2 separate regions of the Homo sapiens genome follow, and region 2 is linked to region 1. Evidence: chromatin contacts called from ENCODE Hi-C or POLR2A ChIA-PET data. All regions are on one chromosome and are shown on one strand. The core of a region is the stretch at or near the end of the contact, and the rest is flanking DNA. Distances in the headings are between cores, read along the strand shown. Region 1 has its middle 37 kb from the start of TMEM273. Region 2 has its middle 27 kb from the start of C10orf71-AS1.

Evidence for each region. Hi-C counts contacts between places; a loop is a spot of excess contacts on that map. ChIA-PET counts read pairs that join two places held with the same protein, here RNA polymerase II (POLR2A). Pooled maps may share reads with other maps.
Region 2: a loop to region 1 is called in a map of heart right ventricle, with 5 times the contacts of the local background. The contact joins two enhancer-like sites. A Hi-C loop is called at or near these places in 9 of 168 maps with a recorded cell type or tissue (Right ventricle myocardium inferior, chondrocyte, heart left ventricle and 6 more) and 6 of 50 pooled maps. POLR2A ChIA-PET finds 5 or more read pairs at or near these places in 1 of 52 experiments (OCI-LY7).

Annotation. Positions count from the first base shown.
Region 1 is chr10:49,223,616-49,228,063 of GRCh38, reverse strand. No RefSeq gene overlaps it. Among named protein-coding and RNA genes, the nearest start is that of TMEM273, 37 kb to the right of the region's middle. Within about 2 kb of position 2,548, at least 3 of the 41 ENCODE cell types and tissues checked have a DNase peak (open chromatin) inside an H3K27ac peak, as active enhancers do; they include heart left ventricle and psoas muscle, where a contact is called at or near this core.
Region 2 is chr10:49,270,002-49,274,449 of GRCh38, reverse strand. No RefSeq gene overlaps it. Among named protein-coding and RNA genes, the nearest start is that of C10orf71-AS1, 27 kb to the left of the region's middle. Within about 2 kb of position 2,014, at least 7 of the 41 ENCODE cell types and tissues checked have a DNase peak (open chromatin) inside an H3K27ac peak, as active enhancers do; they include heart left ventricle and psoas muscle, where a contact is called at or near this core.

The DNA of each region.
Region 1 (4,448 bases), core at 1,299-3,798:
CCTCCTGCAAGGCATTCCTGAGAGGAAGGTGGGAAGGCCCCATTGAGGTCCTAGATCCCCATGGCTGAGGAGTGGGGCCCAGCACTCAGCCGGACAGCAGATGCCCAGGCTGGCTGTGCAGGTGGCAGTCCTGTCCCCTTCAACCTTGTCATCTTCCCTGGCAGCTATCGGCTGCACGGCCTATTTCTTTACCCTAGACCCTAGCAGCTGGGATTCCAGAATATTCTCCTGAAGTACAGAGTCCTTAACCTAGGCTTGTTTGCCAAGAACTTTCTCAGGTTGTCAAAGCTTTCACCCCAGGGCTCTCTCTTTGCCTTGTTGAATGTGCCCGTGTAGCCTGACCACGTCCATGCAGCTTAGAGACCCAGCAGTGCCCCCAAGAGGGTTTGGATTCTGAGGCCTGCCCTGGGCCCCAGATCTCCACCCCAAACCAGCACCTGTGCTCTGTACCCTGCACACTTGGCCCAGGATGGCTGCTCTGAGGATTTATGCCACAGACCCACAATGTTGGCTACTTTCCTGCTGTCTTGTGGGACATACAGGGCAGATTTCCAATCCACCACGACAGTTCTCACAGAGGAAACCAAGAGCCTTTCTTGCCAAACTCTATATTCCTCTAAGTGGCGAAGTTAAACCAACAGCATCGAAATGACCAGGGAGCTGTAGGAAAATATGCCTGTATGCTCAGAGACCTCGGGAGCTGTAACCCCGCTGGGGGACACTCAGACACCAGGACAGTCCATCAGATCTGAGCCCTGAGGCAGCCCCATCTGAGTGTGCGCTCCTCACATGCACTGGTTCCAACACCATCCTGTTCTGGCTCCTCCCATTTTTTCTGAGGAGGTCTGGGCCATCCTGAGCCCTGTTCCACTAGCAGGTTCAGGAACTCCAGGACCAATGTGTTTTTCAACAAAAGTGTGACAGGAACCCCTGCTCCCCCATTGACCCCTCTAGCCTCTAGCAAATTCCCTTCTCTCCTGTTTCACAGGCAGCTTCTTGTGAGGGTTGTGGACTTCCCCGTCATCCCCACTCTCCTTCCACCTGCTCTCTAGCTCACTGAAGTCTTCCATCTCCCCATCCCACTGAACCTGTTCTCACCAAGGAAAAAAATCCCCAGGTGGAACTGCTTCAATGGTCAGGGGACACATTTCAACCTTGTGCTACTTGACTTCTCTGCTGCATTCAACACTCACTGGGCAGCCCTCGCTTCTTGCTTTCCAAGGCACCTTCTCCCAATTCTCCTCCAACCTCCTGGACCATCCCATCTCAGTCACCTCTGTTGGCCTCTTGCCAGCCTTATTTCTGAATGTTGGTCTTCAGGCCATCTCCTTGCCCCATCTTTGCTTTTTGCGCTTTTAGGCAACCCATCCAACATCTTCCCTTTGATGCTCTGATACCCCTGGAATTGTTGCTGCGAAACTAGAGCTTTCTCCTAAGTTCTGCCTGGGGATCCCACATCACAGAGGGCGAAGGCTCAGGACAAAGAGAATGGCCACACCTCCTTCTTTTCCTGTGTTTCCATTCAAAATAAATGGCCTCACCATCTTCCACTCACTCAAGCCAGTGCCCACTCCCCCTCCTTCATGCCCTGCATTCAACCCCTTCCTCACCTTTCTTGTTATCGCACCAAAGGTCAGGCCTTACCCTCTCGACTGCACCTGCAGTACCTCATCACCTGCAAAGTAGCCTCACTCTATTGCACAGGGACTCTCTCTTTCTCTCTACATATATTTTCTATATATTTTTGAAAATAAATATTTCAATGCTAGGCATTTCACCCTAAATACTCTGCAAGGTCTCTTCTAAGAATAAGAGTGGGGCAGTCTCTTGCAGTGGAAAAGGACTGGGATTGATAGAAAGGCCTGGACCCACAGCCGACCTGGGCCAGTTGCTGAGCCCCTGTTGACTTCCTTTGCAGAGTGGGGCTCTGTGCATTTCTCTGACCCACAGAGTGCTGCGGGGCTCTGTTGTTAATGTGCCTGATCCATTGGAGCTGGTCACACTGGAGCTGTAGGCTTCTAGTTCAAGCCCCACCAACTTTCTTTTGCAGCTTGCAGGGGGAAGGCAGAAAACCAGCCGGGGGCAATGGCCAGCACTGAAAAGGAGAAAAAGGGAGGCCTTGTTAGTTTAAGTAATGTGTCCAGAAGATAAATCTTGTGAGAAGGTCTGTGTATGGTTATGCATGTTTGGAAATGTTTTGGGTGTCATGTTGGCTTGGTAGGAATAGAATGTCATGATACAGCAGAAACCGGTGGATTTCCACAAACACATCACAATCAGCAGGAAGAGAGTGTCTTGGTCAGCAGGACAGCAGGAGATGCAGGGCTGATAAAGAGGAAGAGCTCCCAGGCTTTCCCCACTTCAGAGAGGGAGGCCTGGGTGGAGCTGGGAGCAGTGGTGCTGGAGACAGAGTGGGCTCTCTTGGGGAGGGCTCGGGCATGGACTGAAGTGACACTGAGCCTGTCAGCTAAAGATGGCCCTGAGCTGTCCCTTGGCCACTGTCTGTGAGTCATTGAGTAACGTGAGTACATGTGGCCCGGCCCGCAGTCTCGTCTGCATGGAAGGAGACCTGGTTGGAAGCTGCGGTGCTCATTTCCTGGAGGCTCCTCTGAGCTAACTCCTGCTGGCTCCAGGGCAGCCTGTGTCCGACCACCCCTTGCCCACCCTCTTAGCACCGAGCTCCTAGGTCCAGCACATTTTGCTTGTTACCCTTCGATTTACATATCTGACAGTCACAACATCTACTTGAGAACTATTTTAGGAGCCCTCTGGTGTTATCAGGAAGCAGCAGTAACATAGCGGAGCTGCCGGGAATTTTTCCCTGGTGTTTGTATAGGAGCCCACCTAGGGAGCATTTCAACAATCAGTGGGGCTCTCTTCTTGCTGATGATATCATGGTCCCATGAGACCATAACCCCCAGAATGGGAAGCTGCCAAATCAGTAGGCCACCACTTTTCGATTTGGTGCTCAAAGATTTTTGGCCAGAGGAACCTTATCAAGTAGAGATGGTCCCTAATTTAAGATGATTTGATGTAAGATTTTTTGACTTTATGATGGTGCAAAAGCCATATGTATTCAGTAGAAACAGTACCTTGAATTTTGAGTTTTGATCTTTTCCTAGGCTAGTGATATGCAGTATGATACTTTTACATGAGATATTCAACACTTTATCGTAAAATAGGTTTTTTGTGTTAGATGATTTTGCCCAACCATGGGCTAATGTAAGTGTTCTGAGCACGTTCAACTAGGCTAGGCTGGACTGTGATGTACAGTAGGTTAGGTGAATTAAATACATTTTTTTTGAGACAGAGTCTCACTGTGTTGCCAAGCCTGGAGTGCAGTGGTGTGATCATGGCCCACTGCAGCCTTGTCCTCCCAGGTTCAAGAGATTCTTGTGCCTCACCCTCCAAAGTAGCTGGGATTACAGGCATGTGCCACCATTCTCGGCTTATTTTTGTAATTTTTAGTAGAGATGAAGTTTCGTCAAGTTGGCCAGGCTGGTCGTGAACTCCTGGCCTCAAGTGATCCATCTGCCTTGGCCTCCCAAAGTGCTGGGATTACAGATATGCACTACCACACCCAGCCTAAAGGCATTTTTGACTTACAATATTTTTTAACTTAGATGGTTTTATTGAGATGCAACTCCATCATAAATTGAGGAACATCTGTATCACATTGTTAGAGTAATATTTTCTTGGCCACAGATGCCAGCACCATGCTTCCTGTACAACCTATAGAACTGTGAGCCAACTAAATTTCTTTTCTTTATAAATTACCCAGCCTCAGATATTTCTTTTGAGCAATGTAAGAATGCAAGAATGAACTAACACAGAAAACTGGTACCAAGGAGTGGGGCATTGCTATAATGATACCTGAGAAAGTGGAAGTGGCTTTGGAACTGGTTAATGAGCAGAGATTGGAAGAGTTTGGAAGGCCCAGAATAAGTCAGGAAGATGAGGGAAAGTTTGGGATTTCTTAGAAACTGGCTACATGGTTGTGACCAAAATGCTGATAATGATATGGGGAGTGAAGTTCAGGCTGAGGAGGTCTTAGATGAAAATGAGAAAGTTATTGGGAACTGGAGTAAAAGTCATCCCTGTAATGCCTTAGCAAAGAGCTTGGCTGCATTGTGTTCATGTCTAGGGATCTGTGGAAGTTGGAACTTAAGAGTGATGACTTAGGGTATCTGGTGGAAGAAATCTCTAAGCCCCAAAACATTCAAGATGTGGCCTGGCTACTTCTAATAGCATATGATCAGATATAGGAGCAAAGGAATGGCTTACAGTTGTAACTTGTATTTGAAAGGGAAGCAGAGTATAAAAGTTTGGAAAATTTGCAGCCTGGCCCTGTGGTAGAGAAGGAATCCAAGCAGCCTTTGGAGTAACCACTTGCTAGAGAGATGTGTACAACTAAGAGGGAGCCAAGTGCTAACATCCAAGACAATGGG
Region 2 (4,448 bases), core at 765-3,264, 47 kb before region 1:
TTTAAAAAACAAAATTAGGTTCAGAGACATTTGCAATTTTACATTTTGACAGAACTTCATTCTATCATGATTCTGGAGGCCAGAAGTCCGAAGTCGAGGTGGAAGCAGGCGCCCTCTGAAGGCACTAGGGGCACATCCTTCCTGGCCTCTTCCAGCTTCTGGTGGCCCCATTTGTTCCTCAGTTTGTGGCTCACGTTTCCCCACATGATACCAGAACGTGAACATTTGCCTGGTCACTACTGTCTACAAACTTCTTTCTTGTATGGCTGCATGCTATTTCTTCATGTCAATGTGCAGATAATCTATACCTATCTCTGATGATTGGATCTTTAGATTTTTTCTTTTATGAACACTTAAAAAATCCTCCCACAAAAGTAAGAGGTACGTATTACTAGCCCATTTTGCAGGTTGTTGTATTAGTTTCCTGTGGCTTCTTTAACAAATTAACACAAATTAGGTGGCTCAGAACAACAGAAGTTTATTCCTCATGGTTCTGGAGGCCAGAAGTCTGAACTCAAGGTTTTGGCAGGACCGTGCTCCCTCTGAAGGCTCCAGGGGAGGATCCTTTCCTGCCTCTTCCAGCTTCTGGTGGCTTCCGCGGCTGTTGCCGCATTGCCCCAATCTCCGTCCCCATCTTCACCTGGCTTCGGCTGTCCAGGCATCTCTCTCCTTTTTGCGTGTCTCTTCTTATAAGGGCACGTTGCCACTAAATTTAGGGCCCTCCTGGATAATTATGATATCCTCATTTTAAGATTCTTAGTGTAATTACATCTGCATTACATTAGAGCTTTGGTCACATTTATTGTCTCATTTAACCTCCCTAGCAGCTCAACGAAGTAGGCCTGTTATCCCCATTTCACAGGTGAGAAACAAGACTGAGTGAGGTTGAGTGACTTGCTCAATGTCACACAGCTAAGGAGGGCATGGAGCTGGGATTCGAGGCTTACTAAAGCTGTCCCTTCTAGGCCTGAGCAGGCAAAAGGCTGCAACCATGCTTCTTCCTGCTAAAGCTCCTCAGTCAGAGATGGACTTCTTCAGGTAGAGGTGCTTGAAGGCCATAAGACTCAGAGGCGTGCACATGGTATGGTCACTGATGTGAAGGAATCCAGGGTTCCTCACCAGTAGCTGGGCCAGAGGCTGCTCCTGCCCTGGAGAAAGGCTTCTGCCAGCTCCCAGGCCCCTGGTGCAGAGGGCAGGCACCTCCCAGCACAGAGCTGTGGGAGGGGCTGAGTAAACCAGACAGTGTGCTGGGATTTCCTCTTGCCCAGCTGTGCCCAGCACTGGATGGGCTGAGGGTGGACCCTGGTCCAACTCAGCCACTCATCAGTAGGGTCTCTGTCCCCCTGCATCCCTGGCACTGTGCACAGCTTCCTGCCTGCCCTCTGTGTGATGGCCCGAGGCTGAGACGCCGCCCACTAAGTCCCTCCAACCTGGCCTTGCCAAGAGAGCAGGAAACTCAGACGTGCACAGAGGCCCACTCACCGTGACAGCATCCCCCCGAGATGGCAGGCTCAACTGCCCACGGATGGGCTGCGGTTGTGTGCAGGGTGCCCACCCTGGGCACTCACACTTCCTTTCTCGGAGCCGCAATGAGGCAGCAGGAAAGAATCTGCTCCCACCCACTGGGGCCTGCCCTTCGCCTGAGACACCAGATATGACTTGGAAGCCAGCTGGGCATTCCTATGTTAGGCCTTTCAGAAAGAGACCACAGCCTCGCTGCTCAGAGAGGCCACAAGTGCCCTGGCGTGGCCCCCGCCTTCCTCTCAGGGCTTTGCTCTTCTCTGTAATGCTCCTGTCCCCCTGGGACTGGGCCTCTGACCTTGGTGAAGCCCTCGGCCGACCCCACACCCGCCCTCTGGCTCTGTTCATTTATAAATAGGCCCATTTCTCATCTTGCTCCAGCCCAGAGCTCCACACCCAAGCAGCAGATGCAACCTCGGGATTCCCTTTCCAGCCAAGGGCAGAACAGGACCCGACCAGCTCTTGGGCCTGAGGGATGAGATCACAAATTCTCCTGCAAATAGCAACTCACACTCCAGTCAGAAACCCAAGTCAGCTTGTGTGTGAGTTACTTCCTTGTGGCTGCTGTCACCAGTTACCCACACGCTGCACAGCTGAAAACAACAGAACTTCATTCTATCATGGTTCTGGAGGCCAGAAGTCCAAAGTCGAGGTGGAAGCAGGCACCCTCTGAAGGCACTAGAGGCCCATCCTTCCTGGCCTCTTCCAGCTTCTGGTGGCCCCATTTGTTCCTCAGTTTGTGGCTGTATCACTCCAATCTTTGCCTCTGTAGTCGCATTGACTCCGCCTCTTCTATCTGTCTCAAATACCCTCTTTCTCTTAGACAAGGACACCCATCATTGCATGTAGAGCTCACTGGGATGACCTCCTCATCTCAAGATCCTTAATCACACCTGCAAGGACTCTTTTTCCCAGTAAAGTCACCTTCACAGATTTTTTGGGATCTGGACCTGAACATATCTTTTTGGGGGCCACCATTCAGGTCACTGAAGCTTGTTGTCAGGAATAAAGTTTACTGAGATGGCCATGGATAGATGGGTTAAACCAGGATGCTCGAGGAAAGAGATATGCCACAGAGGAAAGCAGACATTCGGGGTGCCTGCTGCTGCACCGTCCAGGGCACCCTGGGCAAGGTAAATCATGCTGAAGTCGACTCTTTAATGATGAACTAACACCCACTAATCTGAGGGCTTGGGAGCAGGCTTGGTGTCACCTTGGGCCCAGCAGCATGAGTTTGTGGGTCAGCTGCCCAGCTATCGGCTGGATTAGTGAATCGTCAATAGATCCGGTTGAGCTGAGACAGCTGGAGCAAGCAGACCACACATAGATTCGTGGCAACGTGGCATGATTTGTAGCTTGGCTCTTGGCCACCACGCCACTCACAAAGCCTGGTCAGCTGTCACCGTGTCAGGCTCTTTGCTGAGTGACGATGACCTGAGTGTAGCCTCCTGGGGCATGGTGCCCTGGAGTCACACGGACCTCCCCACCCCATCCTCCACATCGTGCACTGCCCATGGGAGCTTCCAGAAGCTCAGGCAGTTTTCTCCTCCGTAAAATGAGAAGGAAAAAACCCACTTGTAGCACTGTTGCCATTGCAAAGCTAGATGTTATGTCGGGGCCTGCCCCAGGGCCTGGCACACTGTAGGCCCTCAGGAAATGGTTGCTTTGATTTTGGGGGTTGAGGGGCACCATCACACACTCATTCACACAAGCTGGGACATTTCCACTGCCTCCCTTCCTCTCCCCTCTCCCCAGGTGCCACCTACCTCTGGCCTGCTCCCACAGCCTCACCCAGGTCCCTGCAACTGCAACCTGACCACTGTCCCTGCCCCAGTCTCCCTGCTGTTAGCCTGTGTCACGCAGCAGCCCTGCCATTGATGCTCTGGTTTTGTCACATTCCCTGCCCAAGTGTGTTAATGATTTCTCACCCCTGCTGGATAGGAGCCCCTCAGAATCAGCCCTGCTCACGTGGCATCTCATATCACTGTCACTGATCCTCTTTCAGGTCTTACATCCCAGCCCCAGGGGCCCTGCTCAAGGCTGCTGCCTTCCTTCCCACCTCCTCTTTCTCTCCCCCTCTCCTCTCTCCCTTCCCTCTTCTCCCTTCTGGTACCCAGCAGACAGCCATGCCCCTTCCCTGTGCTGCTGTGCACCTTGTGCTTACTGCTCTGCTGAGCCTTTCCAGGGGCCAGGCACTGCACAAGGTTCTGGGATTTTGCAGTGAACACAGCATTCCAGCCAGCTTTCCGACCAGACATTGAAGGTCACAGGCCAGGGCACAGGCTCTGGAGCCAGAGTGTCTGGACTGAACTACCTGTGTGACTTTGGGCCAATCATTCCACCCCTCTGGGCTTCATTTTCCTCAGCTGTGAAGTTCTTGCTTCTTTGAATTGCTAAGAATTATCTATGCAGAGCACTGAGGATGGTGCTATGGGTGTTCATCTGTGTGAGTGTGAGCTTTCTCCATCATGCAGCTCACAGCCCAGGGGGAAGTCATACAAACAATTCTGACACTCTTTAATGAGGGAAGTGTAGGGCACAATGAGAGGAAAAGGAGGGGTACCTCGTTAGCCAAGGGCAATGGATGTGGCATCCACCTCCCTGGAGAGGCCATGAGCTGCTCAGGGGCAAGGACCGTGTCATAGTCATTGATATCTTCCAGGGCCTGGCATCATGTGGGCTCCCAGAATGCAGCAAAGGTCTGCTGAATGAAGGAATGGATGGAAAGGTGGATGGATATGTGAATGGATGGATGGATGAATAGATGAATGAAATAAAGAATAGGTAGATGGACAGATGAGTGGATGGATGAACAGATGGATGAATGAGTGCATGAGGGGATGGAGGGACAGATGAATGAATGAATGGATAGACAGGCAGTGCATTTGGGAAGCGTTCCAGGGATGCCAAGTCTAGGACTGAGGGAG